7 separate regions of the Homo sapiens genome follow, and regions 1, 2, 3, 4, 6 and 7 are each linked to region 5. A link is a contact called in ENCODE Hi-C or POLR2A ChIA-PET data. All regions are on one chromosome and are shown on one strand. Each heading gives the region's core, a stretch centred on a gene start or an enhancer-like site at or near the end of the contact. The rest is flanking DNA. Distances are from core to core; before and after follow the strand shown. Region 1 holds the start of ABTB1 (ankyrin repeat and BTB domain containing 1). Region 2 holds the start of MCM2 (minichromosome maintenance complex component 2). Region 3 holds the start of SEC22A (SEC22 homolog A, vesicle trafficking protein). Region 4 overlaps MGLL (monoglyceride lipase). Region 5 holds the start of OSBPL11 (oxysterol binding protein like 11). Region 6 holds the start of SEC61A1 (SEC61 translocon subunit alpha 1). Region 7 holds the start of RUVBL1 (RuvB like AAA ATPase 1).

Region 1 (3,436 bases), core at 623-3,122, 2.1 Mb before region 5:
TGACTGGGCCCAGGTCGTAGAAGTAGAGATGGGCAAGGTGGACAGAGAAAAGGTTTTAAAGTAGCAATAATAGTACTTGCTGATTCGACTGGGTGGTAAGAGAGGAATCGTGGTGCTTTGCAAATGTGTATCAAGGCCTTTGAATGCACGCACGCATGCATGCACCCACACGCACACATGCATGCACCCACGCACACCCGTGAGCCGGGCTCCCTGCTCTCACCATTGGCCAGAAGGTAGAGTACCAGCTCCTCGTGCCCACACAAGCAGGCATAGTACCTGAAGGGAGGAAGGAAGTACAGGAGGCAGTCCTCAGTGCTGAAGGGGTGCACCAACCCCCACCCTCCCCACCCCTCTCTCCAGCACTCACAAGGGGGTGCTGTCCCACTTGTCCCGCACATTCACCTCCACGTCTCGCTGCTCCAGCAGGTACCTGGGCAGGAAGGAGGTCAGAGCCTGGGTCAGGACGGGTTCATGGTCTGAGAAAGAAGGCCCGTGGAAAGGAACGGAGAGAAAACATCCCTTTTGGTATGGGGAAGCCTCCCCCAGGTGAGGGCAGGTGACAGGCAGACCAGAGCAGGAGAGGCACTCAAGGCAAAGTGCAGGCAAGGATGTGGAGGTGGGGTCGAACAGGCAGACACTGTGTGCTATCAGTGCTGGGGGACGATGGGCTACAGGGACAGAAGCCAGAGCCAGTGCCGAGGCTGGACCTTTGGCCTTTCAGCGTTTGGGAGAGGAGGTGATGGAGCCTTCACTCCCACCAGAGCTCTCTACTGCAGGAAGAAGCTGGCCCTGTTAGAAGCAGGGAGCCCGGGAAAAAGCTGCTGCAGGCCTCCTGATGGTGTGGAGGGCACACAATTCTAGGAGGCAGGAGTCGCGGGATACAGCAACTGATGGGATGCGGAAGGTGAGCGAGGGGAGTCGCCAATGCTAATGCAGCCCCACTGAGGCGGGGGCAGCCCAAAGGAGGCCTCCAGGCTGCACCTGGAAGTGCTGTGAACCCACTCAGCGTTGACACTATGCACTAACTCTTGAGTGGCACGGGATGTCAGGGAGCGGCCCAGGGAGGCTACGGGAGTACAGCAGCCCGGCGCCAGCCCAGGGGAGGTGGAAGCAGTCAGTCAGCACCAGGTCAAGGGGGAGGAAGGGCCAAGAAAAAAGGAGGTCAAACGGGATAGTGGAAGCCCAAGGAGGGGAAGGGCCCCAGAACCCAACTGGGCACCCCTTCCCTCCGCGTCCGGCCCATGGAGGGGGCATCTCAGCGCCAGATTCACTTTAGCTGCGTCAGGAGTTTCCGAATCCTCAGGGACCGGAGGCCGATTATGGGCTCTAGGTGTTCCCCGCGCCAGGTCCAGAGAGCACGAGAGAAAGGGGCCACGTCTGGAGTCCCAGGCCTATACCCGCGCCCTGCGCCCGGGGGGTCTGACGTCCGGGCCCTACCAGGGCGAACAGTGGCCCGCCTTCTCTCCGCCCACTTCTGCGCCTTCGGGCCTCCGCTGAGCAGTCCCTTCTTACAGGAAGCCCTCCGGGGGTCAATGGCCATCAGTGTCCCCGCCCCAGCGCGCTTCCGCTGGGGGGCTGCGGCGGGGGTCCGGGTGGTCTGCCCCGCGGGGGCGCTCCGAGGGCTGTGACCCGGCAGAGGCGCCCGCCTCTCCGCGGCCGCCCAGCCGCCCGTCCCAGGGCCCGAGGCGTTCCGAGGGCGGCCACCTCCCGCACCCTCCCCGGGACTGCGAGGTCCTCACCGCACTCGGCCCACATCCCCCTTCCTGCAGCTGGCGAACAGGTCGCTGGTGTCCATGGCGCGGAGGATGGTACCCGAGCCGAACGACCTCGGGCGGCGAAGCCGCGCACCCGGCGGATGTAAACACGCTCAGCCCCGCCCCGCCCCGCTCTGCAGCGGCGTCCGGAGGACCCGCCCGCCCCGGCCTCCCCGCCCCGCGGCCCCGCCCCTGCCCCGGGGTGCCCCGCCCGCCCCGCCCCGCCCCAACCCCGGAAATAAGAATGAGTCAAGAAGGCAGACGCGCTGGGCCCGGCGTGGTCTCCGGGCGGGTTTAATTGAGTCCCGGGGCGCAGGAAGCGCCGCCCGCCGCCCGCGGGGCCGGGGTTCAGGGGCGGGAAAGCGGGGCCAAGGCGGGCTTTGAGGCCTGCCCCTCGGGCGGGAGTGAGGGAGTTGGTCCGAAGCCGCCGTGTGAAGTCGGGGGAAGCGGGAAGGAGCCCGCGCCGAGGGCCAGGCCGCGGGGGCGGCCCGGGTAGGCGCGGGGCTGGTGCGGGCTCCGGGCCGTCCGTTTCGGGGTCCACCTCGCTTGGTCCTGGCGGCCCACTCGGCCTGCGCCTCGGCTGCGCTCACAGGTGCGTGTCCTCCTCGAACACGTCCGAGTCCTCGGGGTCCCGCTTGCCCCCCATGAGCGCCCCCCAGCTCCCCGGGCCGTTGAGGGCCCCGCCGCCGTTCAGGCTGGGGTGCTTCTCCTGCATCTCCGACTGGCTGTCGCTGGCCACGTCCAGCGTGGGGTTGTCGTGGCAGCCGTTCTCCACGAAGCGCAGCTCCTCGCCGTGCGACTGAGGCGGGGTGGGGAGAGGCCATGGGCGAGCGAGCCAGCCCCCGGACAGCGCCAGGCCCGCGGCCGTCTGTGCAACCCCACCCAGGGGGTTCCCGCGGCACCCTCCACAGGTGCCAGATCCTTCTTTTCTGTTGCTGCAGCTCAACTCCTTTCTCAAAATAAACCTACTAGTCGTTGGCACTACAAAGCCCCGTGGCCTCCCTGACGTCATCGATCCCCCAACAGCCCCCTAAGAAGACTCCACTTGCGAGGTGGGCAGGGAGCATCGCTAGGGCTCTGCTCGCTTCCTCCTGGGGAGGCCTCTAGGCTGCTGGAGCCTCTCCTTGATCCTTGGGCACCACCAACGCAGGGCCTGCCTCTGGTGAGGTATTCAGGTGCTCAGGCCCTGCAGTGCCTGCGCCGGAAAGGGGCTGGTGGTGCCAGGGAGGGGCCCCCTGGTGGGGCTAGCAGCCCCCTCACTCCCTGCACCTCTGGCACCTGTCCTGGGGCTGGTGCCCTGCAGAGCAGTCAGCAGTGCTAGGCTGACCAGCTGCTTCACCCACGGGACCCTGTGCGCCCAGGAGAGTCACTGCCTCCCCTTGCAGATGAGGACACCTATCGATGGGCACTCTCCTCTCAACTGGCCCCCAGCCCCACCTGTCCCCACACTCACCACGTGCTTGAGCTTGGGCAGCCGGCGCTGCCAGCAGTTGTAGAGCAGGCCAAGCGCAATGATGATGATGCAGATGGCCCCAATGACCACCAGCACCACGAAGAGCGTGCCGTAGTCGCTGCGCACCTGGCTGGCCCGCGCCTGGCAGCTGCTGGTTGTGGAATAGTTCTGGATGCCAATCTAGGGGTGGGAGGGGCCAGTTTCCTCAGCTGAGGTCCTGGGGTGC
Region 2 (3,852 bases), core at 1-2,500, 2.0 Mb before region 5:
AGGCAAGAATGCCATCGATTCATCTGCTCCCAGCTCCCAAAGCCAGGCCACCAGGCACACAATGGGCTCTCTGCAAAACTATCTGCTGAGTCCAGGGCCTTGAATGAAATTACCTTTCCATGCCATCTCCAATGAGCTCCTCTCCATCCTCTTCTTCCTCCAGGGGCCCCTCTGTGCCTAGGAGCCCCTCGGACTCATCCTCAAATGGTGGAAGGTCACGGCCAGGGCTGGAGGTGAGGGCATCAGTACGCCGGGAGCTTCGGCCAGGGCTGGAGGTGAGAGGATCATTGCCTCGCCGACGCTGGGCCGGGCTGGATGCCATGGTGAAGGATTCCGATGATTCCTGCAAGAGAAGGTGCGGTTGTCAGAAACCTAGGAAGCTGGTGAGGCATGATACAGCTTCCTTTTTACCATCAGGGGCCTTCCCTTCTTTCTCTCCACCTGTGACTCTTGTCCTCCAACACACCAAACCCCTTCCAGCCTCCAGATCTTTGCCCTTGCTGTTCTCTCACCTGGAATGCTCTCAGCTGAGCAATCTGAGTCAGTGGCTTCCAAACAAATAGAAGCCAGCTCAAATATCGGGGTCACCCACATCACCGTGCTTTCTCCATGAAAAACCACTGAGGTTATGTCATTTGCCTATTTACCTGTTTACTGTCTATTATCTCCCCTTAAGCATTAGACCTATTTCAGCACACACAGTGCGCAAGGTATTGTGATAGAGATGGCATAGAAGAGCCACCAAAACAAGAGGTCTGGAACTCAGATGTGGAACAGACAGTATACAAGACAAAGGGACAAGAAGGTAATACAAAAGTAAGTGTAGTGTTTGGAACAAGGATCATTGGGAAATTAAAAAAAAAAAAAGTTTAAAGGAGTGTAGTGAAATGGGGGCCTGTCTTTTGTACGCTCAGCGCCACACAGATGGCGCCCAATAAGTATGTGTGGGGTGAATAAAGGACAGAGGCTGAACGGGCCGAGCTCGCCTTAGGGAGCCCAGGGCCCCAGGTCAGTGGTAGGTAGGCGAGTCGCCTCACGCAGGGTGCAGGCGAGAAAGTAGCTGCGCCCCAGAGCCTGGGGCCCAGCCTCACCCAGAGCGCCGCCCTGGGCCGGGGCCAGAGTACGGGAAGCGCGCAGCCTCCGCACCCATGTCCCCGGCGCCCGCCCGCCACGCGCCAGCGCGCTCACCGCCATAGCAGTACCACGATCCTCTCCGCCACTACAGCAACAACCAGGTTTCGCGCGAAAAGTGGTTCACGTGACCCACCAAAGCCCGGGAAGAGCCCTACGGAACGCGACGTCATGACGTCGGCGTCCACTGGCGACCAGAAGGGACACGGAGGGGCGGGCCAGAGGGTCCGGTCCCGCCTACAACGCCCGAGGCGCTCCGCCCAGAGCCCGGAGGTGTGCGGCCCGGCGCTGTGCGCGTGCGCTCGCCTGCGCTGTGGTGGGAGCTGGAGCGGAGGTAGAAGCTGAGGCTCCAGGGGACCCGACGACACTTGCTGGCTGCGTGACCTCGGTCACACCAGGGCCATTTTGCTGACAAGACAACAGAGGCCGGGCGCGGTGGCTCACGCCTGTAATCCCAGCACTTTGGGAAGCCGAGGTGGGCGGATCACAAGCTCAGGAGTTCGAGACCAGCCTGACTAACATGGTGAAACCCAGTCTTTACTAAAAATACAAAAATTAGTTGGGCATGGTGGCACGGGCCTGTAATCCCAGCTACTCGGGAGGCTGAGGCAGAAGAATCGCTTGAACCTGGGAGGTGGAGGTTGCGGTGAGCCGAGATCCCGCCACTGCACTCCAGCCTGGGTGACAGAGTGAGACTCCGTCTCAAAAAAAAAAAAAGACAGCAGAGGTTCAGAGCCTGGTTTTCTGACGCTTCTTACCGTCTTAGGAGCACAATGGTTTAACTTCTCCCAAAGCTCAAAGGCTCAATACTTCAAGCAGCTGGACAACTCTGGGATTTTGTAGGAGGTCACATCTGAGGCTTTAGTAGGAGTTATCTTTGCCCAGGGGAGCGAAGACGCAGGGAGGATGTTACAGATAGAAGGATGCCATGTGCAAAGCTGCAGAGGTCATGGCAGGGCCCGGATGTGCAAGCCCCTCCCTAAGAACTAACCCTAGGAGCTTATGATGCCGGGCAACAGACAAGACTTGAGGGAGAGAAAATCCGGATCAAAAAAGAGCTAGATGTTTTTCTAGAGAGTTTGACTATTCTGTATTCTGAAAGCAATGGAAGGCCATGGAAGCATTTTGAGCAGGGTGAGACGTGAACTAGTGTGGGTTTTAGAATCCCTCTGGCTGCTACCAGGTGGAAGTGGATTGAACGAGGTTGAAGGCAGCAAACGAGGAGGTTGCTGTGGTTCTTGTCTAGTTCCAGGCAGCCTTAGTGAGCAGAGGCAGGGCTGAATCGCAACCCTCTTAGCCAGGCACTTTGTGCAGTGAACAAGCATCTCTGCCTGGGACCCAGGGTAGGGAGGCAGGAGTGATGGAGAGAACTGGAAATACAAGATGTTTAGGAGGTGGAATCTTTTTTTTTTTTTTGAGACAGAGTCACTCTGTCACCCAGGCTGGAGTGCAGTGGTGCAACCTCAGCTCACTGCAACCTCCACCTCCCAAGTTCAAGCGATTCTCGTGCCTTAGCCTCCCGAGTAGCTGGGATTAGAGATGCACGCCATTGTGCCCGGTTAATTTTTGTATTTTTAGTAGAGATGGGATTTCACCATTGTTAGCTAGGCTGGTCTCCAACTCCTGACAAGTGGATCCGCCTGCCTTGGCCTCCCATAGTGCTAGGATTACAGGCGTGAGCCACCACGCCCGGCCAGGAAGTGGGGTCTATAGGTGTTGGTGATTGAGGACAGCAAAAGAGGCATGCAGGATGACACCAGGATCCTGGCTTAGCTAGGTGGATGATAGCTGAGATAGGAGCGCACAGGAAGACCAGCAATTTAAGGGGGAAGAAGATGAGTTTGTTTCTGGCTGTGCTGAATTTGGGCCGAGGGGACATATCCAGGAAGCTGTTGGATATCCATGTATGGGACTCAAGGGCGTGTTTGGACTGAAGCTGTAGATTGCCTTGGGAGTGGTTGTATAATCCAGAGTGAGTGCAGGGAGATGAGAAGGTCTAAGCCTGGGACCTGGGAAACCCCAACAGTTAAGAGACACCAACAAAGGATGTGAAGGATGCACCTCGGATGCTAGGAGCTGCTGACAGGAAAGCTGAAGAGACTCTGCATGGGCTTGTGTTATCTATTGCTGCATAAAAAATTATCCTGGGATGGCCAGGCATGGTGGCTCACACCTGTAATCCCAGCACTTTGGGAGGCTGAGGCAGGTGGATCACCTGAGGTCAGGAGTTCAAGACCAGCCTGACCAACATGGAGAAACCCTGTCTCTATTAAAAATCCAAAATTAGCCAGGCGTAGTGGCGCATGCCTGTAATCCCAACTACTCAGGAGGCTGAGGCAGGAGAATCACTTGAACACTGGAGGTGGAGGTTGCGGTGAGCCGAAATTGTGCCATTGCACTCCAGCCTGGGCAAAAAGAGCGAAACTCTATCTCAAAAAAAAAAAAATTATCCTGGGATTTAGCACCTTGAAGCAATTAGCACCCACTGTCTCGGTGTCTGTGGATCAGGGATCTGGACACGATGCCACTGGGTGCCTCTTCTTCAAGGTCTTTCAAGGCTGCAGGCAAGGTATTGGCCAGGGCTGCTGTCTCCTCTGAAGGCTCATCTTCAGGAGGATCCCCTTCCAAGCTTCTTCACATGATAGGATTCAGGTCCTCATAGGCTGTTGGACTGAAGACTTAGTTTCCCACTGGCTCTTGGGTGGGGGCCTCTCTACAGAG
Region 3 (3,695 bases), core at 13-2,512, 2.4 Mb after region 5:
CCAATTCTAACAACTCTGTGAGACACTCAAGGAAGGTCACAGGCACCCCTGTGATAAGACCTAGGCCTCTTTCATATACCAACATAAGATATACTTCGATTTTAACCAGTTGCACGCAAAAAAAAAAAAAAAAAAAAAAAAAAAAAAAAAAGGCACTAAACAGATGTGATGGTTTTCAACATAGGAAATACCCGAATGTCCCATTACTTTAGGATATGGTCACAGGTGTCAGAGTCAAATACTGAATGAACCTTAATATATCAGAAATTGTAGGTACCGTTTAAGGCATTGCCTGATTCCTTACAATCTTAGCATGTAAGCAAATATCAGTAACATGGAAAGTGATTCAGAGTTTGAAAAGTGGCTGTTCCCCTGACTGAAGATCCCAACATCTCCAGTCTGGTGGCTGATACTTTTGCTCTGGGCTAGGCTTTGCCTTGGCTGAATAGGCATAGGAGGGACTGGTTCTCAAGCTCGCCCCCTGCCCCAGGTGGATGATCCAGGAAACTAAGCAGCAGGGAAAAATTATCTTAAGCTGTCTTCACTGGCAGAGAGATTCAAGCCAGCTGGGGCTTGTCCTTTTCTTTTGGAAGCCTCCTCCACTTGCCGAGCCAATTGCTCAGGTCTCCCTTCTGCCACATCGTTCCCAAAGTGACTCTTGAGACAGGGTCTCAAGAGATTTCCGTGAGCCAACGCGGGCAAATATCTGGGCTCAGGGCTCACTCCATCCCCACAAAACGTAAAGTAAGACACTGGTTCAAGTCCCATTCTGCCTAAAAGAAATAGGAAATGCCACCTCAAGCTCTCATGGGCCACCTACACAGGTAGATCACCGTGTTTCTGACACCTGGGCGCCAGGGAATCCCCACCACCATGCTGACAGCCAAGTGCGACTGTCCCTCCCCTTCAAACACTCCTTTCCTGGCTGCCCAACACCCGAGGCGGCTCAGACGAGGCGCAACCGCCGCCCGCCTGGCCCCAGAGAACCCTCAAGTCGAAGGGGACGGGGTCCCCGCTTGCCCGTCCCTCCAGAGCTCCGCGGCCCCGACTCCCATCCCAAAGGCACGGACTTGGCTCCTGCCCGTGGGGTAGGTCTTCAATCCCGAGGGCGAAGGCCGAGGCTGTGGCGAGAGGCAGGGAGCGGGAGGGGAGAGGCCGGCAGGGATTCGAACGACCCCTAAGAAAGGAAGAAGAGGACTGGGAGGGGCCGGGGAGTACCTGTCGAGACGGGACCCGCCGCTCCGAGTGACGCGCCCCGAAGTGCATTGTGGGGCCTGGGAGGGACCTTTCGGCGACGCTGCGGCGCGTCCAACGTGGCTCGCGCCCGCGGAATCAAACCACGCCCCCGTTCCCTCAGCTCACCCAGGCCAATCGGGTTCTGCAGGAAGGACACAACAACCCCCCAGCTCCCGGGGCCCTCCTTAGTCCCACCCGCTCCAGGAGAGATTGGCAGCTTCTCTCGCACCTGCGCCAGAAAAGTACAGCATCCTCTGATGACAGAACTACGTTGACTTCAGAAATAGGGCCAATCTCTTCCGCTCGCCGCCCTGTTTCTGCAGGCATTTTGTCTCTCACACGCGGCCCTACAGCAGACACTTATAAAGGGGACAGGGAGAAAAGCCCCCTCTGGGTGAGCAAGGAGAAGACCTGGCCCCGTCTATTCCCACACACAAGAAGGAAACTAACCATGGCAGAGAAGTGCCAGATGCTGACCCTGCGACCCCTTCCAGCCTTCGCATCGGTCATGCATTATTAAACAGGCATTTCCTGACTGTTTACCATGTGCCAAGCACCGTGTTAAGCACGGGGTTACAGGAGTGGACATAACACTTGATGGAATTTAAGGAGTAATTGGAGCAAGAGATATTAAAGCATAAATAGTTACAGAACTACAAATTGTCAGTATTGGGAGGGAAAATTAGTGGGTGCAATGATCAATTAATTTTGGACTATCAGGGAAAAGACTTCTGAATAAGTGCCTTTTAAGCGGCAGGCATATTGAAGAGCCTTAGAGAATGTTCCCCGCCAAGGAAATATTGTGTGAGGTTGTCGGGGCATGAAAGAACTTCTTGTGCTCTAGGAACTAAAAGGGAGTCAGTGTGGATGGAGTGTAGGGAGCAAGGAGAAACTTTGCCCGTTGACCTTAAGATATCTTCCAAAATACAGCCTGAAATCTGTAATGTGGCCAATAAGAGTCAGCATGGTCTGGCCCTTGTCTCATCTCAGCCCAAGGTCAATGGGCAGCTAATAAAGACTATTAAGTAGGATCCTATTTGCATATTTAAGAATCACTCAGGCTGTTTGTGGAGAATAGTGTGGAAAAGGGCAAGAAGGGCTGCTGGAAAGCCATTTGGAGGCAGTTGCGTCAGGCAAAGCCAGAAATGATGGGGCTTGAACTAGTGTAATGGGAGTTAGAGACAGAAAGAGGTAGATAATTTCAAGATATGTATAAATTAGAAATGGTATCCAAGGGACTTCATAACGGATTGGTTTGCCGGGAAGGGTCAACAAAAAGGAATATTAAGGATGACTCCTTAAGTAACTAGATGGATTAAGAAGCCATTTACTGACTCATGGAACACAGAAAGAGGAGCAAATGGTTTGGAATATGTTAAATTTGAAATGCCTATAAATGGAGATGTCAAGTAGATTTGGATATGTAGGTCTAGAGTTCAGAAGAAAGGCCTGAACTAACATAAATTTTGTCCTAGATATATACTCAACATAAATGTATTCATATATTCACCAGAAAACATATGTATAAGAATGTTCATGAAATAAATAAATTTTAGAATATTCTGACCAGGCGCGATGGCTCACGCCTGTAATCCCAGCACTTTGGGAGGCCGGGGGCGGGGGTGGATCACTTGAGGTTGGGAGTTCGAGACCAGCCTGGCCAACATGGTGAAACCCCATCTCAACTAAAATACAAAAAAATTAGCCAGGCATGGTTGTAGGCATCTGTAATCCCAGCTACTTGGGAGGCTGAGGTAGGAGAATTGCTTAAACTGGGAGGCAGAGGTTGCAGTGAGCCAAGATCATGCCGCTGAACTCCAGCCTAGGCAACAGAGCAAGACTCCTTCTCAAAAAAAAAAAAAAAAAAAAAGGAAGAAGAATATTCACATAGTAGAATACTATACAGGAAAGACAATAATCTACAACCATATGCAAAGCATGCATGAATTTCACAATCATAAAAATTGAGTGAAATAAGTCAGACACAAAAAAGATTACTATATGATTCCATTTACATAATGTTCAAAATAAAAAATCATATAAGGTAATAGAAGTAAAATATTGGTTACCCAAGGGTAACCAATAAGTTATAATTATTAGTGTTAATAATTAGAAAGGAGCAATAAGGGGCTACTGGAGATCTAGTAATGTTCTTATTGATCCAGGTGTTGATTACATGGTGTTTTCAATTAATGAAGATTCACTGGACTGGATATGGTGGCTTGCTCACACCTGTAATCCCAACACAGCATTTTGGGAGGCCAAGGAGGCCGAGACAGACAGATTACTTGAGCTCAGGAGTTCAAGACCAGCCTGGGCAACATGGCCAAACCCTCTCTGAAAATTGGCCAGGCATGGTGGTGCACGCCTGTAGTCTCAGCTACTTGTGGGGCTGAGGTGGGAGGATTGCTTGAGTCCTGGAGGTCAATATTGCAGTGAGCCATGTTTGTGCCACTGCA
Region 4 (3,694 bases), core at 389-2,888, 2.2 Mb before region 5:
CTGAGGTGGGTGTAATGACTACGGCGACATCAGTAAACTTAGCTGCTCCTTGAGGACAAGACCCATCTGCAGTTTAGCCTTACCTCCCCCTCCCCCACACAGGGGTTCAGTCTCTGGGAGAGTTTGAGGACGGGAGGGCAGTAGGAAGAGGAGAAGGGGCGGGAGGGGAAGGAAGGAAGCTCAGCGAGGCAGCACAGAGGGAAGGACCACAGTGGCCGAGCTTAGGGCACAGACAGAGGTCCACTCCAGGCCAGGTCAGGGGCTGGATTGGCCTCAGCACAGGTCCAGGTGGGGCTCCAGGGAGATGTCCCCACCCAGGTTGCTTGGGCAGGGTCCGAGATCCAGATGGCCGTGGCTGCTGTGGCAGGCCCCTTGGCAAGCAGAAGCCACACTGTGGCATGCTTGTGAGGGTCCCCCATTCTACTGAGTCAGAGCTGGCCTTGAGCCTGAGGGGCCCGTGCTACCACAGCAACTGGGTACAGCCCAGTGTTTTCTGCATCCAACCTGGCTTCGCGGGGCCAGAGGGTGAGAAGAAAACAGACATCACTCTAGGTCCCCAGAAGAAGCCGTTTCGGTCTTTGGCAGTTGTTGCTATCATCCTCAGACTGGCATCTTCAAATCCATCTTGGAGATGATGTACCCTCCGGAGCCTTTCTTTCTGGCACACCTGTCCCCTGGCTGCTGGGGCAGCCTGCACACTCACCGCACACCTGACATCCTATGAATCCACATCGCTGCACCCTGCCTAGGTAATAAGGACCTTGCATGGTGGTTGTTGTTTTTCTATCTCCAAATACTGAGTATTTCCCTAAAGACATTCAAGGAGGGTGGATCACACATCTTTCCCCAATCAGAGTGACACACTGTGATCCAGCACACATGAAGATCAAGGGCAAAGCTGGGGAGGCTGCCATGGGGGGAAGGCAGAGTCTGGAGTGACACTGGGTTCCAGTCCCAGCTGCAGGGCACAAACACAGACCTGGCCTGAGGCGTCCCCATCACATCTCCTGTCTGTGAAGTTGAGATGGTAATAATGGTACCTAGGTGTAGAGCTCCAATCTGTAAACTTACCATTGATAAATTGCTTGGAACAGGCCCTGGCCCAGAGCAGCATGCAGGAAGTGCACCTGTTACTACGTGCATACTCATAACTGAAGCTGCAGTAATGACCAGAACTGCTCTCATTTGATGGTCCCTGACAGAGCAGTGGGCTGCAAGGAACCTGCAACGAAGCCTCTGCCCCTCCCTTTCTCATTGTACAAGGGTAGGGGACAGACTTCGAGGTCCCACCAGTTGGTGGCAGTTTTGGACCCGGATCTCAGGCCCCAGCTCCCAGAACCAGGTTCTGTGCACCTCTCCACCCATTTCGTAAATTAAACTTCAAAATCACTCTGGCTGCAAGTGGACCAGAAGAAAGGACTCCTCAAAGGAACTTTAAAATAGGTAGGGTCAGGGCTGGCTTCGCTTTGACACAGCCCTTAAGAAAGGCTGGGGGTGGGAATGGGCAGAGTCTGTCTTGTGAGCTGAGCCTTTCTGAAGTGGGAGCTCAAACAGCATGTGACCAGGAAATGGCTGGCCCACCAAGAACTAAAAATAAACGGCTGTAATGCTGCCAACCGTCAGGGCAGGCGGGGAGGACGCGGAGAGCTCAGGAGCAGAGCCCAGTGGGGTCCTGCTCAAAATGAAAAGAGAACCGCATGCCGGCAGACAAGGTGCTTCATGTGTCACTAACGTGGAAGCAATAAACCACGACTGCACTGTCAGGCTGCCCTTTCTGAAGGGCTTCATATTCTCTATTTCATTTCATTTCATTTTCCAAGGCAGGTAAAGCCATCGTCATTTTCATTTTACAGGAGAGACAACAAGCCAGGAGTGGTAGAGCCAGGATCAGAATTCCAAATCACAGATCTATTAAGCTGTGTTCTCGGTGTCTTGGTTTCTCCCCTGTTAGAGGTAAAGGGAGAAATTAAAAAGCAAACAGAGGACCCAAACCTTGCATGGGATCCTCAGATGCAGTCACAACTCCCCGGCAAGTGCGCTGGGTGCACTACGCATATTTAGTGCTTGTCTGGGCATTTGAGAATGAAGCTCTGCCTGGAGTCCCTCCCTGAAGAGCTGGGGTCCCAAGGGCCCGGCCGATGAAGCGAGGAGCCGAACGTGCCAGGAGGGAGGCAGCCTGCGTGGCAGTCCAGCTCTGCCCACGGCCGGCTGTGCGCCAGCCCTCTCTGTGCCTCCGTGTCCTCACCAGCCAAAAGAGGAAACCCACAGTACCTTTGTGGTGGACTGGTGTAGCCCAGTCGCTTAGGGGAACACGTGGACACACACACAGAAGGCACTTGAAATGCAGCTTGAAGGGCAGTTTGCAGTCTCTGGTCCAGGCAGTGCAGAAGTGGCCTCTTTGACTGCTGTCTCTGAGTGTTCTGTGGCTTCCACCCTGGCTGTGGAGGTTAGTACTGCTTGCTGGAGAAGGAGGAGCCCTGGGGAGGCCTCCACCCTGGTCCCTCAAAGCTTCTCATCCCCACCCTAAACTAAGCCAGCACCCCCAACACAACACGGTGGCTCTAACAAGACACAGCAGCAGGGGAGAAGCCAGTTTGCCCAGTGGGCCCTGGAAAGTGACGCAGTCTGGTCATCAGCACCCCAGAAATCCCTCCCAGGCGGTGGGCCCCTTGATAGTGCGAAGGGTCCGGATGGCCACAGGGAATTGTACGTTATCTGAACACAGCAACTGGGGCCTCTGCTCTCCGCATCTGTGTGGCACCTTGCTCATAGCAGCTGCTCAGTGAAGGCTTGCAGAATTACAAGGCATTTCACAGAAATGATGGTTTCTTTGGATACGCTCAAGTTCACACTTGTGAATCCTGTATGTGTGGGTATGAATTTGGCCTGGAGGATGAGCCCTGTTTAAAGAAAATCAAATAACGCTTGCCCAGCTGGAAAAATCCATGACTTCTGTGCTAATAATTTTTTCCACGGATCACCCCATTTAATCCTACGGCAGCAGAGTAAGGCAGGCAACGTCCCTATGGAGGAAACAAGCTCAGAGATGCTGCCTGATTTATTCAAGCTCACAGTCATTAGGGGGCAAAGTCGGACTGAAATTCTTACACACTTGCACCTTGCTACAGTTTTAACTTTTGGGAAAATGCTTTGGGGTGCAGAGCCGCAGGTTCCATTGGACCAGCGCCCCCCAATCAGTGCTGTGCCTCTGAGCAGCTTGGCGTGGGGCACAGCCCCCAGGCGAGTGGCCCTGGGGTTTCTGCATCATCTGACAGAAGTGCCGCAGCGGCTCCAGGAATAGCTTGCGACGCGCAGTCTGTCAGGGGTGCCGTGCCAGCTCCTCACCTCGCCTCCTGCCAAGGCTCTGCTAGAAGATGCTCTGACTCCCAGAGGTGGCGCCTGAGCCTGGATGAGGGACAGAGCCAGCATCGGGGCTGACTGCAGGGGGAGAACAAGGTCCTTTCACCTTCATTCCTCAGCACCCACGTGCCCTGTGTGGCATGGTGTGAGCCCAGAGGGGTTGGTCCCCTGTTGACAAGTGGAGCTTAGCCCAGAGAGTTCTGTTATGTGAACCTGCTGGGTGGAGGCAGAGTGGCCTGGCCTACTCTTTATACCTGTGTGTCCAGGACAGTCACTTGACCTCTCTGAGCCTCAGATTTCCCATCTGTATGTTAGGCCTGAGGCTTCCTATGGA
Region 5 (4,015 bases), core at 186-2,685:
GGAATCCATGAATAACATCGGTTTCTAAGTTATGAGTTGATTTTTAACTACTGAGTTTAGGCCAGGCAGGCCCAGGCCTGGTTTCCGGCCTGGCGCTGGGCTGCCTGTCTTTGGTTTTACTTCCTTGCTGTTTCTTTTTTTCTTAAAACAGGTACTGAGTATAAAACAATATGAGAGGGTCTCTCTCCTTCCTCAGGCTCACTGCAACGTCCGCCTCCCAGGCTCAAGTGATTCTTCTGTCTCAGCCTCTTAAGTAGCTGGGATTACGGGCACGCACCACCATGCCCGGTTAATTTTTGTATTTTTAGTTGAGAATGGGTTTCACCATGTTGGCCAGGCTGGTCTCGAACTCCTGACCTCAAGTGATCCGCCCACCTCGGCCTCCCAAAGTGCTGGGATTACAGGCGTGAGCCACTGTGCCCAGCCTCAAGTCATGTTATTATAAACTAAAATTAGCAATTAGGAGAGACTTTAGAAATCTACCCATGCACTCTTGTTTTACAAATCCAAAACCAAGGCCTAAACAAGGTGAAAGATTTGTCTGGGGTCTGGAAGAGTACCTAGCTCTGTTCTGAGATCTCTAATTTCCATGACAGCTTCTTTTTAATTTATAATAATGATTGGCTTTACTCCAATGTCATGCTTGCCCCCCCCCCACCCCAAGTAACTAAAACGTACAGATGTTTGCTTCGTTCTTGTACTTTCTTATTTTTGTAAGCTTTCTTCCTAAAATGCCTGGAACGGCCCCTCAAATGGAAGGCTAGGACGTGGTTAGGAAGGCGGGCACTCGGCCGGGCGCGGTGGCTCACGCCTGTAATCCCAGCACTTTGGGAGGCCGAGGCGGGCGGATCACGAGGTCAGGAGATCGAGACCATCCCGGCTAAAACGGTGAAACCCCGTCTCTACTAAAAATACAAAAAACTAGCCGGGCGTAGTGGCGGGTGCCTGTAGTCCCAGCTACTTGGGAGGCTGAGGCAGGAGAATGGCGTGAATCCGGGAGGCGGAGCTTGCAGTGAGCCGAGATCGCGCCACTGCACTCCAGCCTGGGCGACAGAGCGAGACTCCGTCTCAAAAAAAAAAAAAAAAAAAAGGAAGGCGGGCACTCACACACCAGAAGGGAACTCTCTAGTGCTGCTGGCTCCTTTGTTTCTTCCTCCTTCACTGTCCGGGTTCCTCGTTCCGTTGCGGCGCCCTCCCTCGCCCTCCCTCGCCCATCAGCCAGTCGCCCAGCTACCAGCTCCCAGAGCCTCCGCCTCCTTCAGGGACCCGCCGCCCTGACCCAAGATGGCGCCAGACGCTTCGGCTGTGAGGGAAGTGAGCTCACGCTACTCCGGAAGGGAAGGCGGGAAGGGAGCAGGGGGCGGGGGGTGGCTGACCCGCTGTGGGGCTGTGGGGCTGTGGGGCTGTGGGTGGGGCGGCGGCCGCGGCCCTGGCATTCGCGCTTGGGTCTGGAGATAGCGCGAGAGACTCACCGGCTCCTGGGAACCCAGTCGAGGGCCCGGGCCAGGGGCATAAGAGGAAGTTGTCCCGAGTGGCTCGCCTCTGGCCCTGGGAGAGGCGGCCCCGGGAGCCGGCGTCCCGCCCCCGGCGGCCTCATTCCCCGACCCTCCTCCCCGGCTGCGCGCGCCGGCCCTGGCTGTATCTCGGGGGCTGCGGCGGGAACTGCCGAGCGGGCTTGACTGGACGCACTGCCTGAGGACCTGCGGAGGAGACGAGGGAGCGCGGCGGGTCAGCCCCGAGGTTAGGCCGCGGGTCCCCTGTCCGTGGCGCTCCGTCCTTTTCCCAGCCGTCTTGGCTACAGAATCTGCGACCTCCCCACACTCCTTCTCTTTTGAGTATGTCACTTAAGTCTTCTCGCCGGATGCTTTTTCCTCCTTGCTTTTGCCGGAAAGGAGAGAGATACATGTGAAGGATATCTGTCCTCGTTGCTTCCCCTGCCCTCTCAAAAGTTTAACTTCTGTGGGAATGTGTATCTTCCTTTTCTGGACCATTTGACAGTCCCGCCCCAGCCGCCGTGTGATTTAGCAACCGGTATCATATTCAGATCAAATCTTAAAAAAAAAAAGTCACCTACAGAACTACAGAATTGTTCTCTCCCGCTCAAGAAGGGCAAGTGGACTTTGGCGTTAAGATGCAGGGGGGTGAACCAGTGTCCACAATGAAAGTCTCGGAGAGCGAAGGAAAGCTGGAGGGCCAGGCCACAGCGGTGACCCCGAACAAGAACAGCAGCTGTGGAGGTGGAATCAGTAGCAGCAGCAGCAGCCGCGGTGGCAGTGCAAAAGGCTGGCAGTACAGGTATGCTCCTTTCTCCAAAATTATTTCCCGAGGTGGAGGTAGGGGTGAATATGCCCTGGAGGCTGCATCCCGCAATTGTTGAAAGATAAAAGTTTTTTCACTGGCTTCCAGAAGCTACTGATACATCTCGTTTGGATCTGGGACCTCGCCTAAAAGATTTAATCCATTCATTTGTTCATTCAACAGGTATTTATGGAAGGCCTTTTGAGGAACACAGAAATGTATCCCTGAACTTCCTCTACAGTCAGAGAGTTAATGCTTCCTCAGATTTAATTCTGTACTCACTTCTGCTTTTGCCTATGTTGCAATTTATTTACAAGCCAGCTTTCTCTGATAGACTGCGAGGGCAGGAACTGTTTAACTCAGCTTTCTCGAGAGGGTAGCAAATACTGGTGCTCAAAACTTACTTGTCCAGAGCTTCTCCAGAATCAGAAAAGATTCTTGCCCTGAAGGTATTTGTGACTTGGAAAGGGGAATGTACATAAGTAATTGGAATGCAAGGACAAAGGTAGAGATCCTAATGCCTCTGATAAACTAAACCTGAGCCTGGAGATGTTCAGTTTGCGTTGCTCAGGCCACTTCAATGCTCTCTGTGTTGATGAGAAAGTCTATATTTGTTAATTTTCACTAATATGAATGAACAACTTAAGGAACAGGAGGAGAGTCCTGGAGAGGCAACAAGTTTTGTTTTTGTTTTTTCATATATGAAGTGTAGGGAGAAAGAACTATCCAGAACCTTAAGAATGAATGAAACAAACCAGCACATCCCATCGTATTGGAACTAAAGGGATGAATTCTTAAGTTTTGATTGACTCCTATGTGCCTAACTGTAGTCCTTTTTAGCCTTTGTGCTTATTTGTGCTTGTGAAATTTTTGTGAAACTTGGAAGGGATTAAAGCCAAGATTTTGTGAGGGATATACATTTATCATGAATAATATTCATATGTATGAAATATGCATGACTATATTAACATATAGAAGTGAAGTATAGAAGATTATAATTTTTTTTTTTTTTTTGAGGCAGAGTCTGGCTCTGTCACCCAGGCTGGAGTGTGGTGGCGCGATCTCGGCTCACTACCACCTCCACCTCCTGGGTTCAAGCGATTCTCGTGTCTCAGCCTCCCGAGTAGCTGGGATTACAGGCGTGCGCCACCACACCTGGCTAATTTTTGTATTTTTAGTAGAGATGGGGTTTCACCATGTTGGCCAGGCTGGTCTCGAACTCCTGACCTCAAGTGATCAGCCCTCCTCTGCTTCCCAAAGTGCCGGGATTACAGGCTTGAGCCACCGCGCCTGGCCAGAAGATAACTTTTTATTGGTAAGTGACTGTAGGATAAGAAGATATATTCAGTTAGTTTGAGAGGTCTAGGCCCGCTTTTGGAATCAGCATGATTTTTTTGTATGTGTGTGACCTGTGGCAGGGGCCGCGGGTCCCCTGTCCGTGGCGCTTCGTCCTGACCTGCTATGGGGCTGTGGGTGGGGCGCCGCCGCGGCCCTGGCATTCACATTTGGGTCTGGAGAGAGCCGGGAGTCTATTAAGTTGGTTGTGAGGTGCCTTCGAATGTTATTTTTGGTTTACAACTTTCTTGATGATATTGTTTGCAGCACAATGGTTTTTAATTTTCATGAAGTCTAATGAGTTTTTTCTTCTCTTGTTATAGTTTTGTGTCACATCTAAAAAAACATTGTGAAGTTTAAGATGACAAAGATTTACACTTAT
Region 6 (4,012 bases), core at 678-3,177, 2.5 Mb before region 5:
GTAACCTGTCTGAAATGAATCTTGATGGGAAACAAAGAGCAGACAATTTTTTCAAAACTCCCTTTCTAATCACCAAGTCCTCTCTCCTGGTTACAATCAAATTTAACATCAAAACCCCAAAAGCTCTTTATCCAAGTCCTGTCTCCTCTGCTTCTTAGTAGCCCCTAAATCCATTCTTGCTCAGTACCACAGTTCATCCTCTGATGTGAAAAGCCTCTAAACCAACTCTAGTCCTCTCCTTTTCTTCCAAAGTGACATTCTCATGTCTGGCCCTTGTTATTCATCTCCTAATGTTCCCCACCTACAATTATGTTCTATCAATAGCAACTACATCTAATAACCTCCCATCCAAACATGCTACACTCTTGTCACCAATGCCTTTGCAAACTATATACTCCTTTTATTTGGAATTCCTTTCCGTCCCTTCAAGGAGACTTCTATTTCTCCTTCAAAACCACCATAAGACATCATGTCTCCCAGAGTTAATCCCTTCCTGAGCCACTGCTATACCTTGCACGTATTTCCCTTGTTCCGTCTACCACACTGAGTTACAAGGCCAAGGTCACATAGCTATTAAGGTGCTATGTAAAGGGTGGGACCTAGGCTTGCCTGCCTCCAGAGCCATGCCCCTTCGCTACACTGGAATTGAGGGGGTAAAGCTTTACAAATTCGTCCATTAAAAGCAGCACATGGGCATTTATATGAAACTATTTTACGTAAAAAAATGAAAGTGGATTCCAAGCACCCAAGTGTCCATGTGAATGCTTTAACAACAGTTTGAAAAATAATGTGAGGACACAAACATTTTATTCCCCACTCTCTAACCTAGGAACCTAATGAAACTTTTTTTCGTTGACAGCTGTAGTTACACTGGCAACACTCACTCCACACAATTTCTGATTCAGCACAGCTCTAAATTTAATCTTTCCTTGTTTTAATACACCGTCTGTGAAAAGCAGCAGACTTCACAAAAGAATAGCCTTTATTCCCCCTATTGTGACAGCCTACATAAAAGGTACAAAATCATTTGTAAATACTAAAGTGACAGCCCTTCCCTTTAGCAGCTGGATACAAAGGGCATCTCCTGGGAAAAAAAACCAACCCGTGATCTGCTCCCGTTGGAGGTGAAAAAGGGAGGGTAACTCAATCTGCTATCCTAACTGAGGCCTTATTCATTCATGGCCCGGATCCATTTTTGGGACAGGGCAACCGGAGGCTTTGTTCTCGGAGCAACATCCACCAAAGATGCTCCAAATAAAGCACAGTGATTTCAGTGGAAATTTCCACACAACCAGGTCACCTTTCGACAGCTCTCCGGAATAACAGAGCACAACTACACTCCAAGGGAAGAGAAGGGAGAGTTTCCATTGCCGTGCTGAAGCCATTTTTAATCATACTGTAAACTTCCAGAGTCCAGACAGTTTCCTGAAACCTTCTTTGTTGGCGATTTGGGGTACTTACCTTCCTCTCTGGCTTCTGAATTTCCGGCAGGATGACACAGAAGGGCTTGATGACTTCCAGAAATTTGACTTTGATGGGAGAAACAAAACAGGAAGAGTTGGGACACAGAGAAGTAACCTTCCGCGCTACCCAGGGACGCCTTCTGCCCACGACGAGTGAGAGCAGGGGCCAGGGGAGCCGGCCGCACCCCGGACGCGTGGGGATACTCGAGAAGGGCCGGGGGCACGGGCCGCGTTCTGCAGGGGGCCGGTCAGGGTTGGCCGGCGGGCGCCCGACCGCACGGGTGTGGGGAAGGGGGATCTGTTCCGTCCCGGCCTCAATAGGGCTTCCCTACAGGACTCACTTGCCATGGCGGCGGCTGCTCGGGCTCCGGGTCCCGCTTCAGCTCAGCTCTGCTCCGCGTGAGGCGACGCTGCCCGCGGCCCAGCGCGTTCCACTGCACAGCAGCTCCGCCGAGAGACACGTCAGTGCTAGCCCGGCGGCAAGCGGCGCGGCGCGGCGCGGGGCGGGGCCGGGGCCGGGCCTCGGATCGCTTCCGCTTCCTGCCACGCGCGCCCGCCGGCCGCCGCGCTTCGCCGCGCCGCGCCGCTTCGCCGAGACCTCAAGCCCCGGCATGCAGCGGGGCTCCTGGGGCCTGTCGGGAAGGGGCCTGGCGCGCGGGGCCCGCCGGGACTGGGGGTGTGCGGCTGCGCAGACTTGGTAACGCGAGAGCGCGCGGGGAGGGTGTGTCACGCCTCCCGAGACTGGGGCTGTGCGGCCTCACGGAGAAACTGAGGCAGGCGCGAAGCGTCGAGTGCGCGCGTGGCCCTGCAGGCAGGCGGAGACCCTGGTGGCTCCCATACACGTAACAGCACTCACTGCTCTTTGACGTTAGTGAATAGACCGTAAGCTCCCTGGAGCAGGGACCTTATCCCAGCGTCTACCGCGGCGCCCGTCACCTAGTAGGTCTCCGTCATTACCTGCTGAGTAGGGCGCGGGCTGGTGGGGCTTACCGAGCACCCTCGCTGTCTGAGTCATTAAGCAAACCCGGAGGCTTGTCGTGGGTGTGGGTCCCCTTCCATCTGAGAACGAATGGGATGAGTTTCTGGAGAGACTTGGCCGGAGAAGGGCCGGGGCAGCTCGGGAAGTAGTCTGCCTCACAGAAGAATTCAGGAAGGCCTCCTGGGAGAGTACCTTTGTGCCGAGCCTTGATAGATTCTGGCGAGAAGGAATGAGGGAACAGGTTGAGGAGACTGTTGTGGGCAAAGCATGGCGGTGTGATTGCCTAAGATCGGTGTGGGAAAGGGGGATAACGGGTAGGGCAAGGGATGCTGGGGCTGGGGGTTGGAATTTACTTTCAGGCATCTGTAGTCAGTAGGTATGATGTCATCTAAGAGAAACAGACTTAATGCTGTGAGCATTTAGCAGGGAGGAGGTGGGCACGCCTTGTGGGATCAGGCAAGGTTTCATGGAGCTAAACCTTGACCAGGACAGGTAGAAGTTGAGGGTACATATGTGGCAAGATGCTTTTTTGCTTTTAATTTAGGTGTCAACTATTTGGATTTTTCCATTCTCACCCATTTCTAGCAGATAATCAGGTTTTGTACATTCTTGGCTCAGAAAGTTGGACAGGACAGGAAGTCTTTTTTGGAATACAAACCCACTGGTGGAAAATTCAAAGGACTACTGGGAACAGGCAGGTAACTTCAGTGAAGTGGTCTAGGTGTGACATCACTTGATATCCATCCCCCACCAAAAAGGGGAAAAAGAAGACATTGACTCTTTATTCAGAGTCTGAAATGCAACCCATCTTCACTTCCAGGACCCACTGATGATCTCTTCTGGAGTTTTGGCCTGAAGCTAAAACTGGCAGCCCCTGGACTAAGTTCAGCATATAGACTAGATCCGATATTTAGCCATTATGCACCCTGCACCATATTGATGGTTAAAATGTTGAAATATTTCGAGGGTAAATAGTATAGTAATTACAATAAATATTACAATTAGTTAATAGAAATTTTAATATAAACTCATTGGTTTGTGCTAATAGTTGTAGGATGTCAGTACCATTGATAACAGGCCTCCTGTTGTTTCCACATTATGACACAATCTGGCCTGTGTCACTGCAGGGACTGCAGCCAAGTTACGTGTGTTAAATCACTGATTGCTTTAGGAGAATCACTAGTTTAAAATATTTTTATTGGACTGGGTGCAGTGGCTCACACCAGTAATCCCAGCACTTCGGGAGGCCAAGGCAAGAGGATCACTTGAGCCCAGGAGTGCAAGACCAGCCTGGGCAACATGGCAAAACCCTGTCTCTAGAAAAAAATACAGAAAAAAATTAGCTAGGCATGGTGGCGCATGCCTGTAGTCCCAGCTACTGGAAAGGCTGAGGTGGGAGGATCCCTTGAGCCTGGGAGGTCGAGGCTGCAGTGAGCTGAGATCTCACCACTGCACTTCAGCCTGGGTGACGACAGAGTGAGACTCTGTCTCAAAAAATAATAAAATATTTCTATTGTAAGCACATACATTAATTCTTCGGAAAATAGGTATGCAGTGTTTTATATTTATA
Region 7 (3,692 bases), core at 707-3,206, 2.5 Mb before region 5:
GCTGTCTCTAGTGCTGATGAACCACATGCCCTAGTAACAACCTCAGCCTTCCAAGGCCTGGCCTCTGTTCTTTTAGGCCCTGAAAATGCCAAAAGATTCCATTCACTGATGGAAATCATTACCAAGTCCTATAAAAGCCAACGTGTAAAATACATGCAGCAAAACTGATGAATTCAAGTGTATGTGTTTGTGTGTGGTCTAGAACCTTAATTGAATTCATGAGAAGCCTTAATTGTGAGCTGTGTTGTAGGCTGTGTGCCAGGCACTTAGGTTAAAATGGTAAACAATCAAATGTGGTCTACACCCTCAAAAGGCCTGCAGTTTACTGGGAGAGAAAAACATTGACCCAGTAATTATGCAAATCATTAGAAACCTAGATTCAAAAGAAAAGAAAAAAGTATATAGAAACCTAGATTCAAATGTTAGAATCAAGATGTACAAGGAGGTGTGAGAGGCCGGGCGCGGTGGCTCACGCTTGTAATCCCAGCACTTTGGGAGGCCGAGGCGGGCGGATCACGAGGTCAGGAGATTGAGACCATTCTGGCTAACACGGTGAAACCCCGTCTCTACTAAAAATACAAAAAAATTAGCCGGGCGTGATGGTGGGCGCCTGTAGTCCCAGCTACTCGGGAGGCTGAGGCAGGAGAATGGCGTGAACCCGGGAGGCGGAGCTTGCAGTGAGCCGAGATTGCGCCACTGCACTCCCGCCTGGGCCACAAAGCAAGACTCCGTCTCAAAAAAAAAAAAAAAAAAAAAAAAAAAGGCGGTGTGAGACTGTGGAACTACTGTAATTGGATTTGATTTCAGGTCTGTCTCAATTCTAACATAAACTCTCCTGCACTCTGGGCAAGTCCTTCCCTTCCTCTGGATGTTAGTATCCTCTTCTGTAAAAATGGTGTCATACCATTTGCTTCTGAGGAAATCTCTCCTATTTGTTGGAATTCAGCCAAGGCAACATCACCTTCATGATGCCTTCCCTGGCTCTCCAGGCTGTTCCGGGGGCTTCTGCTCTGGTCTTCTCGCCACCTGGGTGTACCTGTCTCAGCACATCTCACGTTGCAAGTTTTCTAAGCAAGAAGTAAACGCATCAAGACTTTTATCCCTGTATCCCCAGTGCATTGTGGTGTCTGGCTCGTGTTTGTTGAACGGATGGATGGATGGATGGCAAGTACAATTGTGGTGCAGGTTGTGCTAATATCATTATGAAACCTGAAGGGACAATTTGCTGGCTGATTGTCTCAGCTGGAGTCATGGGACGTGATGAGCATTATTATATAGGTTTTGAAGCCTGAAGATTTCTAGTTCTGATTATTTGTGATGCTTTCTTGGGCGGATGGGCCTCTTTCCGCTTGTTTGTAGCTGCATGCGTAATTACACTACCTTACAGGGCTGTGGAATTTTGAAAACTGCAAAATGTTATTTACAGTCAACTGAACTCAGCAGGAACCTTATCTCTCGGTGGAGGATGGAGGATAGAAGCAGGGGAAGACAATTCCACGGAAACGGTGGTGGGTTGAGCTGGGCCTTTCCAGGGAGATGCAAAGGTATGGGAGTCAGAAAACATTGGTTAGTAACCAATCCCAGTTTAAGCTCTGAACCTCAGTTCTTCTGTTTCCAAAACGGAAATAATAACTTGAGATTTGCGTAAGAGTATGACGTTCAAATGTGCTAATGGATAGGACGGAAGGATTAGGAGTGGTACCCGGGGGCCACTGCCTCGTGCAACGCCCCAGCCCTAGATCAAATCCGGGGCGTGGTCCCACTGTGCTCCCGACCCCAGCCTCGGCAGGAAGCGCCGGCTACGGGGGAAGCCAACCCGGAGACACAGACGGAAGTGGGTGACCGGAGCTCTAGCAGCAGCCGCGATGGGCGCAGCCGTGAGCCTATGGAGAGCGGAGGTGTTCCCGCTTCCACCAATGGAAAGCCGGTCTAGGCGGGCCTTTGCAAATTGCCCTAGTAACGGCCGCATGGTAACTCAGGCGCCGGGCGCACTGTCCTAGCTGCTGGTTTTCCACGCTGGTTTTAGCTCCCGGCGTCTGCAAAATGAAGATTGAGGAGGTGAAGAGCACTACGAAGACGCAGCGCATCGCCTCCCACAGCCACGTGAAAGGGCTGGGGCTGGACGAGAGCGGCTTGGCCAAGCAGGCGGCCTCAGGGCTTGTGGGCCAGGAGAACGCGCGAGAGGTGTGGCCAGTGGACCAGGGAGTTGGGGGCTGCAAGCAGGGCTGCTGCGGCGAGAGAGCTGCTGAAGTCGGTGGCTCGGGGCGGGATGCGCGCGCCAGGGGTCTCCCGCCATTATTTCCTCAGGGAAGTGAAAATGGGCCAGGGGCTCGGGGAGGGGCGCCGCCCTGGAGCTGGGTGAGGGGCCGCCCCAGGATACCTAGTGACGATCCACTGGGGGCAGTTGACGGTTTGCCAACTCATGGACAAGTGCTGATATAAACCCACACAACCCCGTCCCCTTAATTCGTACCAGGCTCTATTCGCGACACTGGGATACAGCGGGAATTAAGATAGGAGCTTACATTTTAGTGTAGTGAGAGACGATAAACGTGTACACCAATAAATAAAAATAATTATCTTATCTTGGTGGGGTTAGTTACTGCAGGGCTTTGTCGGCCACGGTCAGGAAATTGGATTTTATTGTGAATGCAGTGGCAGGCTATGGGACGGTTTAAAGTAGGGAATTGACTAAACTTTAAAAGCTCATTTTGGTTCCCAGGATCCGGGAACTGAGGGAGAGAAGTGGGAATTATGGAGAAGAGCAATCTGGTTTATCCACCCCTCCAAGCATCCTTTTTGACCATTCCAATTAAATCTCCTTTTTCTAAGTGCTGGTGATGCCAAGTACTTTCACATACATATTATTTTTTGGCAGGTGAAAATATTGAGTTGGGGAGAGGGCACTTCACGTATATGCTTGACACTCGTTTTAGTAACGGTAAACCTGGGGTTTGCACCCACGTGTATTTCTGACTCCCAAATCAGTGCTCTATGATGATACAGCCACCCTCTCTGCCTGCTGTTCTCTAAGGTCACAGCCATGCCCCTTGGCCTTTGGAGAGCCTTAGCTTCTACAAAAATCTTCACTTAATATAAAGTTAAGCTACTGCCTCTTAGCCTGATTTTTCTAAATGGAAAGGCCTCAAAGAAAAGCCTCAGGTTTCCATTTTGAGCATCATCTTTCCAAAAAGGAAGTGTTTGACCCTGGCTTACTAAGCAGCTAGTACTGCAAGTAGCTAACATTGGTTGAGTGCTTTCCATGTGCCAAGCACTGTGCTAAGTAGCTATATGTCCACTGCCTTGTCATATCCAACGTATTAGTTGTCCCTTCCCCGCTTTAGTATGACAGTTTTCAGACACAAAAAAAGTTGAAAGACTTGTAAATACTTGTGTGCCTAAATTCTATAATTAACATTTTACTGTGCTGCTTTATCATATATCTTTTCATCTGTCCCTCTCCCAATCCACTTTTACATTTCAAGGTGAATTGCAGGCATCACTACACTTTACCCCTACACCCTTTAACCTGTGTGCCATTGACTAGTATGAACTCTGTTCAAGTGAGGAAATTCTGGTTCATAGAGGTCAAATAAGTAGGTCCAAGGTTACTCATCTGGTAAGTGCGAGAGCCAGTATTTTAACTCAAGTCTATGTATTTAAACCCAGAGTGCATGCTCTATGCCTAAGTG

Evidence for each region. A loop is a pair of places that touch in the nucleus more often than their neighbours do. ChIA-PET counts read pairs that join two places held with the same protein, here RNA polymerase II (POLR2A). Pooled maps may share reads with other maps.
Region 1: a map of CD8-positive, alpha-beta T cell shows a loop between it and region 5 (9-fold over the local background). The contact joins the promoter of ABTB1 here to the promoter of OSBPL11 in region 5. A Hi-C loop is called at or near these places in 2 of 168 maps with a recorded cell type or tissue (CD4-positive, alpha-beta T cell and CD8-positive, alpha-beta T cell) and 8 of 50 pooled maps.
Region 2: a loop to region 5 is called in a map of B cell, with 10 times the contacts of the local background. The contact joins the promoter of MCM2 here to the promoter of OSBPL11 in region 5. A Hi-C loop is called at or near these places in 2 of 168 maps with a recorded cell type or tissue (B cell and naive thymus-derived CD4-positive, alpha-beta T cell), 4 of 37 single-sample maps with no recorded cell type and 11 of 50 pooled maps. POLR2A ChIA-PET finds 5 or more read pairs at or near these places in 3 of 52 experiments (PC-9, activated B cell and activated T-cell).
Region 3: a loop to region 5 is called in a map of CD4-positive, alpha-beta T cell, with 12 times the contacts of the local background. The contact joins the promoter of SEC22A here to the promoter of OSBPL11 in region 5. A Hi-C loop is called at or near these places in 3 of 168 maps with a recorded cell type or tissue (CD4-positive, alpha-beta T cell, CD4-positive, alpha-beta memory T cell and CD8-positive, alpha-beta T cell), 2 of 37 single-sample maps with no recorded cell type and 9 of 50 pooled maps.
Region 4: a map with no recorded cell type shows a loop between it and region 5 (6-fold over the local background). The contact joins the enhancer-like site here to the promoter of OSBPL11 in region 5. A Hi-C loop is called at or near these places in 2 of 37 single-sample maps with no recorded cell type and 2 of 50 pooled maps.
Region 6: a map of CD8-positive, alpha-beta T cell shows a loop between it and region 5 (13-fold over the local background). The contact joins the promoter of SEC61A1 here to the promoter of OSBPL11 in region 5. A Hi-C loop is called at or near these places in 3 of 168 maps with a recorded cell type or tissue (CD4-positive, alpha-beta T cell, CD4-positive, alpha-beta memory T cell and CD8-positive, alpha-beta T cell), 1 of 37 single-sample maps with no recorded cell type and 13 of 50 pooled maps. POLR2A ChIA-PET finds 5 or more read pairs at or near these places in 3 of 52 experiments (BJ, GM10248 and naive thymus-derived CD8-positive, alpha-beta T cell).
Region 7: a map of CD4-positive, alpha-beta memory T cell shows a loop between it and region 5 (11-fold over the local background). The contact joins the promoter of RUVBL1 here to the promoter of OSBPL11 in region 5. A Hi-C loop is called at or near these places in 1 of 168 maps with a recorded cell type or tissue (CD4-positive, alpha-beta memory T cell) and 7 of 50 pooled maps. POLR2A ChIA-PET finds 5 or more read pairs at or near these places in 1 of 52 experiments (A673).

The regions. Positions count from the first base shown.
Region 1 is chr3:127,671,388-127,674,823 of GRCh38, reverse strand. ABTB1 (ankyrin repeat and BTB domain containing 1) reads right to left here and starts at 1,872. Exons shown (of 12, transcript NM_172027.3): 1 at 1,743-1,872; 2 at 371-433; 3 at 224-279. The coding sequence starts at 1,798. PODXL2 (podocalyxin like 2) reads right to left here. Exons shown (of 8, transcript NM_015720.4): 7 at 3,211-3,390; 8 at 2,022-2,556. The coding sequence ends at 2,344. RefSeq lists silencers at 1,501-1,760, 1,901-2,500, 2,511-2,590.
Region 2 is chr3:127,595,809-127,599,660 of GRCh38, reverse strand. MCM2 (minichromosome maintenance complex component 2) reads right to left here and starts at 1,250. Exons shown (of 16, transcript NM_004526.4): 1 at 1,189-1,250; 2 at 114-343. The coding sequence starts at 1,194. It also overlaps a transcript of TPRA1 not described here. RefSeq lists a silencer at 952-1,111 and enhancers at 1,142-1,261, 615-1,572.
Region 3 is chr3:123,199,510-123,203,204 of GRCh38, reverse strand. It overlaps SEC22A (SEC22 homolog A, vesicle trafficking protein), which reads right to left and starts at 1,262. Exons shown (of 7, transcript NM_012430.5): 1 at 1,219-1,262. RefSeq lists enhancers at 1,176-1,225, 1,466-1,545, 1,556-1,705.
Region 4 is chr3:127,760,200-127,763,893 of GRCh38, reverse strand. The region is part of intron 3 of MGLL (monoglyceride lipase); the gene reads left to right. Among named protein-coding and RNA genes, the nearest start is that of MGLL, 60 kb to the left of the region's middle. RefSeq lists an enhancer at 875-924. Within about 2 kb of position 1,638, at least 15 of the 41 ENCODE cell types and tissues checked have a DNase peak (open chromatin) inside an H3K27ac peak, as active enhancers do.
Region 5 is chr3:125,592,917-125,596,931 of GRCh38, reverse strand. It overlaps OSBPL11 (oxysterol binding protein like 11), which reads left to right and starts at 1,435. Exons shown (of 13, transcript NM_022776.5): 1 at 1,435-2,295. The coding sequence starts at 2,132. RefSeq lists a silencer at 1,318-1,727 and enhancers at 1,828-1,887, 2,848-2,907.
Region 6 is chr3:128,050,352-128,054,363 of GRCh38, reverse strand. It overlaps SEC61A1 (SEC61 translocon subunit alpha 1), which reads right to left and starts at 1,927. Exons shown (of 12, transcript NM_013336.4): 1 at 1,805-1,927; 2 at 1,462-1,529. The coding sequence starts at 1,811. LOC102723759 (a long non-coding RNA gene) reads left to right here and starts at 2,189. Exons shown (of 4, transcript XR_007096073.1): 1 at 2,189-2,402. RefSeq lists a silencer at 1,614-2,253 and a cis regulatory region at 1,746-2,362.
Region 7 is chr3:128,122,076-128,125,767 of GRCh38, reverse strand. It overlaps RUVBL1 (RuvB like AAA ATPase 1), which reads left to right and starts at 1,956. Exons shown (of 11, transcript NM_003707.3): 1 at 1,956-2,184. The coding sequence starts at 2,044. RefSeq lists a silencer at 1,905-1,964 and an enhancer at 2,155-2,204.